2 separate regions of the Homo sapiens genome follow, and region 1 is linked to region 2. Evidence: chromatin contacts called from ENCODE Hi-C data. All regions are on one chromosome and are shown on one strand. Each heading gives the region's core, a stretch centred on a gene start or an enhancer-like site at or near the end of the contact. The rest is flanking DNA. Distances are from core to core; before and after follow the strand shown.

Region 1 (3,570 bases), core at 747-3,246, 340 kb before region 2:
TTGTTTATAAGCGATGTTTTCAACTTATAGTGCAAGAGTCCAGCGTCCTTCCTGCAAAAGCACATGCCTGCAGATTTAACCAAAATTTTCAAAGATTCAAAACGTGATAGCCATTTTATGAATACCTTCAATCCAGAGCATCTGCACAGTGTCTAAATTGAACATTTAGACAAATAATTTTAATTTTAAACTCCTCTTTAAGGAAAAACTTTGTTTAAAAAAAAAACACTTAAGGACCTAATTGTACACAAAAGATACTGTTCACAGACATTTATGCATTTGTAGTTTAGAAGAATGTTTTAAGATCATATATAAAATTATTTTGTACAATGGAATAAAAGAGAAAATAAGAAAGAAAAACAAAAACGAAAACAAGAAGATCCGTGCTGTGGCGAAAGAGGAAATAGAAACGGTTGAAGTTCTAACTCACTGGGCACTTGCAGCTCACCTCTGTTGAACAACTGGCCTTGAGAACTTTGTCAGTTACGTTTTATTCCACAAGTTTGTTGTTTCTGAATCCTCATTTTCACTTTTATAGATGGTCAGACAAGGCTTAAATAGTGCATCGATTTATTGCTATATATCAATTTCTAAAACAACTTAACCAAATCGCACTTATTGTCCTTTAATTAATATGTGCTCTTTAAACTTTATTTTTTTCTTTAAATATAGTCATTGCAGTTACAAATCTGCCCAGATCTCCAAATTCACCTACAGAGTGCCCAGAAAGTCCACCGTTCCCTTTCTGATCTCTGCCACTAGGAGGCACTGCAGCCTGCTTTATGAAGGGGATGAAATCTGGCGAAGTGAATATTCCACACAACTATGGCTCCGGTGTCATTCCCTATTTAATGGCTGTCAGTGAGGGGGAAAGACAACGCGGCGGGTAATTAAAACCAAATTGCAGGCAGGAGATGACTGCACAAGAATGATATTGTCATTAATACTGATTTAACATGCACCTGGGTAAGGTGAGGGAGTGCGGCAAGGGAATTCACACTGAAGCCAGGGTTGCCTGATTTAAAGATGTAGTGTTTCCAGCTGAAGCATGTTTAAAAACTGAATAAAACCATCATATTATGACAGCAGAAATAAAATGGAAACAAATGTTCTACATATGTCTGTAAAGAAAAAAAAACTTCTATTTGTTGTAGCTTCGTGGACGGAGCATGTGCCTCCTCTTCTGAAGTTCAAAAGTATTTTTGCAGAAGGCTTTCTTCCCCTGTTGTTGGCTTCTCCTGAATAGGTTTGTAATCTGCTCATGTAGTTTTCTGTTTTCACAAGACTGTGGAGCTAGAACATTTTGGGAGAGATATTTACCCCATGGGACTCAGGATTTTCCAATCATGAACACCTTGCTGAGGCCATTGAAATCTAGGACTGAAAGCTTGTCAAAGGTGTGGGCAATATTGTTAATAGTATGAAGCAGGTGGCTCACTAAAGTGAATTCCAACCCCCCCCCCCCCAAAAAAGAAGAGGATTTCTCATCTTAGCATCCCTGAAATCTCTTTAAAAATTTTAATGATAAATGGCAAAACCCAGGAAACAACCACTAATCTAAGTTCAAATTAAGTAGTCTATTTTACTTAACATACGTAAAATAATCTAGCTAATATCTTTCCATATTCACTAAAAATTTCCATATTATGGCTTAGGCTAAATTTTACATTTGTTGTCAGAGGAAAAATATCGTGGTCTAGATCATGTACAAATTAAAAGCAACCTCCTATTTAAAGGGTTATTGGATGTTTCAGGCAGAAAATGTGCCGAAGATTCGTTTACAATGGTTGCAGTTCACCCTACCATGTCCAGAGTTTGCTCCTTCCGGTGGATTCGTGGTCTCGCTGACTTCAAGAATGGAGCCCCGGACCTTGGCTGTAAGTGTCACAGCTCTTAAAGATGGCATGGACCCAAAGAGAGAGCAGCATTAAGATTTATTGTCAAGAGCGAAAGAACAAAGCTTCCACAGACGGGAAGCGGACCTGCGCTGTTTGCCGTTGCTGGCTGGGGTAAGCAGCTCTTATTCCCTTATTTTTCCTGCCCATGTCCTGCTGATTGGTCCATTTTACAGTGTGCTGATTGGTCCATTTTACAGTGTCCTGATTGGTGCATTTTACAAACCTCTAGCTAGCTACAGAGCACTGATTGGTGCGTTTTACAATCCCAGCTACAGAGTGCTGATTGGTGCATTTTACAATCCTCTTGTAAGACAGAAAAGTTTTCCAAGTCCCTCCACCCAGAAGTCCAGCTGGCTTCACCTCTCACGACATTGAAAACGCTGTTCTGATTGATAAATCTCCTTCTGGTTTCACCTTAAATGAAATGTGTGCATTATAGAAATTGTTACCCTTCTGCCCAGCTCCAAAAGAGATGAATCATTAGGGATGTCATGAAGATTTTTAATCACATCATAAAGAAAGTAAATTCAAAGAGCATTCGTTCGGCAATAAAGAACATATTATTGAGAAAGAGCTCACTAAACAAGGTCAGGTAGGGAAAAATGATCAAATGTCATGGCTGCTGGATCTAGACCATGAGAGTTTTTTTCATGCCCAAATCATGATTTACAGAACAGTGATCAAATCTTCTAAATTTATTCCACAATACTTGGCTATTTACATTTTTAACGGGTTTTACATTTACAGATCTTTTATTTATCTATTTGTTGGTTTGTTTCATTTCTTCATTTTTGGAGATGGTCGCTGGACTCAGGAGCAGGTAGACATATAAAAAGCGCAAGTAAGCCTAATAACATTGAAAAATGGATAAAAGTTGGGACTTCTGCCTTTATGAAGCAGTACACATATTCTGTTCTATCACGGGATCCACTACTGGCTACTGAGATTTTAGAGGATTAAGTGAGAGATGGAAGAGAAAGTTTATTTCACTTGCCCTTTATAAAATGTCAAAGACAATTTTCTCCAAGAAGGAAATTTCTGGAAACTGTGACACTTCCTGGATGATCCAACCTGCCCATTCAGGCCAGGGGCTCTTTGATACCGGAAACCCAAGGCAGAAGAAGCTGCCCTTTGGATGCCAGACAGAATTTTGTTTTCCAATTCAGTTTTCACATTTGCACTGAAGACATCAGTGAAGCTCATCTCCACTCAAGTATGTGAATTATCTAGGATCAGTGGCTCTTATTGGGGAGTGGTGGAAGAAGATCCCAGTGGTCTCAATGGAGAAATAATTTTGGAAATGATGAGTATCCTCACATTTCAAGCTGTACAATGACTGCACGGTACGTGAAAGCCCAATTGTTAAGGAAACTTGCTGACGTGAGTGAAAGGGACAATTATTTGGACAGAAAAGGATGCTTTGCTATAATTAATATTGACTTAGGAACAGCTACACGTGGCAGGTCCCCTTGTTCTGACTGGTCTGTACCAGGGCACATGTGTTGGAGACATGCACAGTTACAAAAGGATCAGCATTTAAGCTCTCTTTCCGATTTTCACCCCATTTACTTTTGGATGAAACCTGGCACTCACAATCTCTTGAACTGTTCTCCCAGGTTGACGGTGTAACAAATATAATTTTTCAGCAAGATGGCTGCTGCCAGAAGCAGGC
Region 2 (3,820 bases), core at 1,272-3,771:
AGAATCCTAGTAATAGGAGTGAAGTGGTAAAGTGTAGTTTGCCTAAACTTCCCTGCAGGCAGAGTGGAGCTCTATGCAGGACCACTTTCATCAAGCACAGCTAGCTGACTTTGAAAATTCCTCCTGAGGAACAGTGATCAGCGGACCCTTCTTACATTCATCCGATTTCCAAGCCTTGATGTGACATATGAAATAAGAAGAAAGTGACAACAAAAATCAATGTGTCTAAATAGTCTTGCTTCGAAATATACCTGTCACTGGCTTAACTCAGAAATTGGGTGGGATATTAGATCTGATATCTTTGTTGTTGTTGTTGTTGTTATCTTGGCTTCAGAATTTATTTTAGTACCTGAGGAGAAAAAAAGACAAAGCCTCTTCTTAATTGTGCACGGGAGAGAAGTCCACTTACTAAAAATAATTCACAATTTTAAACAAATAAAATTATCAATGACTGCCCATTCTTGCATTGGGCCTTTATTCTCTTCCATGTCAACATGCTTCTGATGAAAACGAGTTCTGCTACATCTTAGTGGAGTCATGAGGTTTGAGAATTATTCACTAAAAACAAATCTCTAGGAAGTTAACATATTTTAAGTTAAAAAGTATAATATATTAGAAATTATGCCTCTATGAATCTAACAGTTTTACAATTGGAATTTAGAGACAGGAGATAAGTATTAAACTAAATTTTGAGCATATTTTTCTTCTATTACATTCCCTATATAAATATGTATAAAAGCATACATTTCTATAAGCTGTCTTATCAATTATTTTCCTATTTTGCATAACACTTGTTGTCACTGAGACTTTAAATAGAAAATATATAATGCAAAGTTTAAGTAGTCCTCAGAAAGAAAATGCCTTGCTTCACAGTCTGAGGAAAGAATTTAGGTTTTCAATCTGTAGATTGTGAAATTTAAAAACTACTTAAACACTTTACTGAAGAAAAGACTCCCTTTTAATAAAAAAGTCACCACATCAAGAAAAATTAGCAATCTTAAACATGCGATCTTTTATGAGTCTCTTTTGAAAAATATACAACTTGCCAAAAAAAATTACAAAGATGATTGTCTATGTTTAAACAAAGCAGTAAAGGCCATTCAACCTCCCATTCACACATAAATGCATTTTCTTTTCAAAGGATATTTACCCTTTAAGGGGACATTTTTAACCTTGTGACACCATAAAATTCCATGCATGCAAAGTTATTTGTTTTTATTTTTCTGACATTCATTCTTGACCAGATATTTTCCATGGGCTTTCTCATGTTACTCAACTAGAGGCATAATTTTAATAGTTTATTTTAATACCTTGATTAATAGGAGCAATCTGTTTAAAAATAGTATTAGTGTTGGCATTTCGTAATGAATTGCAGAAGCTGAGCAGACATGCTCTTTTGTGCCTTTTTCAATTTCCTTTGAAAATGTGTTGAACTCCTCAGTATTTGTTCAAACCTACCAAGTTTTAACATGAACTAAGCATTAAATGGATTTGGAATCTGAGAAGGGTGTTCGCCTACAATGTAGCGATATGGGGAGAAAAGGTTTGGGTTGAGACCGGCGACTTTCAGAATTATAAGTGCTGGCAAGTAAGAACCACAGCCCGGCAATTTTGGAGGCCCCCAGCATAGCCACTGCTGCTAACCAACCAATTTTAAAAGACCAAAGACTAGGTTTTCTCCCAAAGTGACAGTAGTTGCAAATTTGCCATCTAACTCACAGTGGCACTAGCCCAATCGAGGCAATTTCCTGAGAACTTATGATAATATGTCCCTGTTACACAAGACCTAAAAGATTTTTAATGGCCTGTTCCTACAAAACTAAAATAAAAATGGCTGGCCTGTACAATAAAATATTTCACTGGAAATGAAACATAAACAAATGCACTAGTACTCCATTTTGAAAAGAACTTTGTAAACTTATTGTTTAAAATTATGAAATATGTTCAAATTTACAACAATAAAACTCTAGGAAAAACAGTGATGCAAATGTTTAACATGAGATTCATACAATTTGCTTTACCCTATCTTGTAAATAGCTAGACCGATAGCATCTAAATACCAAGGATGAAAAAGAAAAGGTATATGTGTGTTTTTTGTGGGGGTGGTGGGGGGCGATGTACATCCTAGAACAAGGACATCTCAGAGGCTTTGGAAATCTGAAAGAATGCATTCACTCTTCAACAATCCAATGACAATTAATATTTGTGAAATATAGTCTTGAAAGCAATTTTGTTCATTGTTTTTGTGAAACTGACAGAATAACTTATTCTAAGTCATGTTCTAAGTGGCACTTATAAAAAACACTGAGACGTGGCACTGTTTGTGACATATTGAGGGTCAATTGTGTGAAGAACCAAGGCAACAAACCCATCAAAAAGCAGTAAATGGAGGTCTTTGTCTTTAAGTTATGAAGAATGTGTATGTATTTGATCCTGCCAGCCAGCAGTCCTGCAGCTTTCTGGGCATAAGACAGATGGCAGTGCAACCAAGCTAGAATTCAGACCTTCCTTCTTTCCCTCTGGGTCTAACTCCTATTATCCACTTGTAAATTAACCTGTCAATTTATCAATCAACACCATCTTGATTCTCCCGTTCCACAGCCCAGCCTTGCAGTGAATTTGCCTCGTAAATAACTGGGAGCCCCGTGTTTGTTAGTATTGTGAATGAGTTTATTATCACTTTGATGGCTGCTATGAATCACAAATGCTGCTGAGAGGCTGATAAGAAAAAAGTACATGCACACATTAACAGGGTTGAAACTATTTTAGAGATAAAAGATGGAGTAACTGTGATAGCAAATCATTTAAATTGAAAAAAATGACTAAAAATTGTGTGTGTGTGTGTGTGTGTGTGTGTGTGTGTGTGTGTGTGTGTTGGACAACCCCCTACTTATAGTCAAAGAGAGAGAGAAATGAATCAACTTTCTTGTGTACTGTTCAAAAAAAGTATCTGCAAGACGACATTAGTAGGCAGTAATAGCTCTTGGGTCTTGCAGGATAACTGTTTTATTTAATAGTTTAGGTTCAAACTTCAGGAAACACCCCGCTCTGTTCTAACAGACCAGTTGGCCAGGTTTACGTGTAGGTGTTGCATGGGAACTTGAAAAAGAAGGGAAAAAAATCCAAATTGTATACTTTATTAGAATAATATACGAAAGTATAGCAATATCTATTAAGTTAAATGAGGCAGTTTGATAAGCTTAACACATTAATAAACAATTAACATTAAAGTGCTAATTAAATTCTTTCCCCTGTGTCAGTGAAATAGTTATGTATTTGACATGTAAAATTAAATTTAAGTGATTTTTAAGTTAGAAATTCTTCAACAAATGCTGCACATATGAAAAATTTACCTTTAATTACAAAATTATATGTTGTCTTCAGTTTCCAATGTCAGATTTTTCTCAGCATGATTATTCTTTTACATTTTAAAATATCATATGAATACAAATCAGCGTTTTTAAAGAATACATAGCATTACATTCTGAGGATTAGGACCCATGCTATTAACTCAGAATTACTTTGAAGGATTACTTTAAATATACTATATTTAGGACTACTTTAAAACTATATGTTTAATCAGGTACGTATTTTTCATTTAAAGCAACGTTCACAGTTTGTAGTGAGTAAATATAAAAATAAGACTTAACTTTTCAGGTTCTGGCACATATGTTTTTCTTTAAAAATTGCATTCTATATTCCATTAACTGGGTATTTCATTTTTAATCACAATTGAGATATTTCTTTCAATATTTTCAACTTAATGTACGTAAGTCTTTTGTTGGAAAAGTGTCTGTAAATGAATCCTAAATACAAGCAA

Evidence for each region. Hi-C counts contacts between places; a loop is a spot of excess contacts on that map. Pooled maps may share reads with other maps.
Region 1: a loop to region 2 is called in a map of A673, with 6 times the contacts of the local background. The contact joins the promoter of LINC02253 here to the enhancer-like site in region 2. A Hi-C loop is called at or near these places in 7 of 168 maps with a recorded cell type or tissue (A673, Calu3, GM12878 and 4 more) and 5 of 50 pooled maps.

Annotation. Positions count from the first base shown.
Region 1 is chr15:97,232,718-97,236,287 of GRCh38, reverse strand. LINC02253 (long intergenic non-protein coding RNA 2253) reads right to left here and starts at 1,996. Exons shown (of 8, transcript NR_183855.1): 1 at 1,804-1,996; 2 at 1-67.
Region 2 is chr15:96,892,157-96,895,976 of GRCh38, reverse strand. No RefSeq gene overlaps it. Among named protein-coding and RNA genes, the nearest start is that of SPATA8, 110 kb to the right of the region's middle. Within about 2 kb of position 2,521, at least 2 of the 41 ENCODE cell types and tissues checked have a DNase peak (open chromatin) inside an H3K27ac peak, as active enhancers do; they include A673, where a contact is called at or near this core.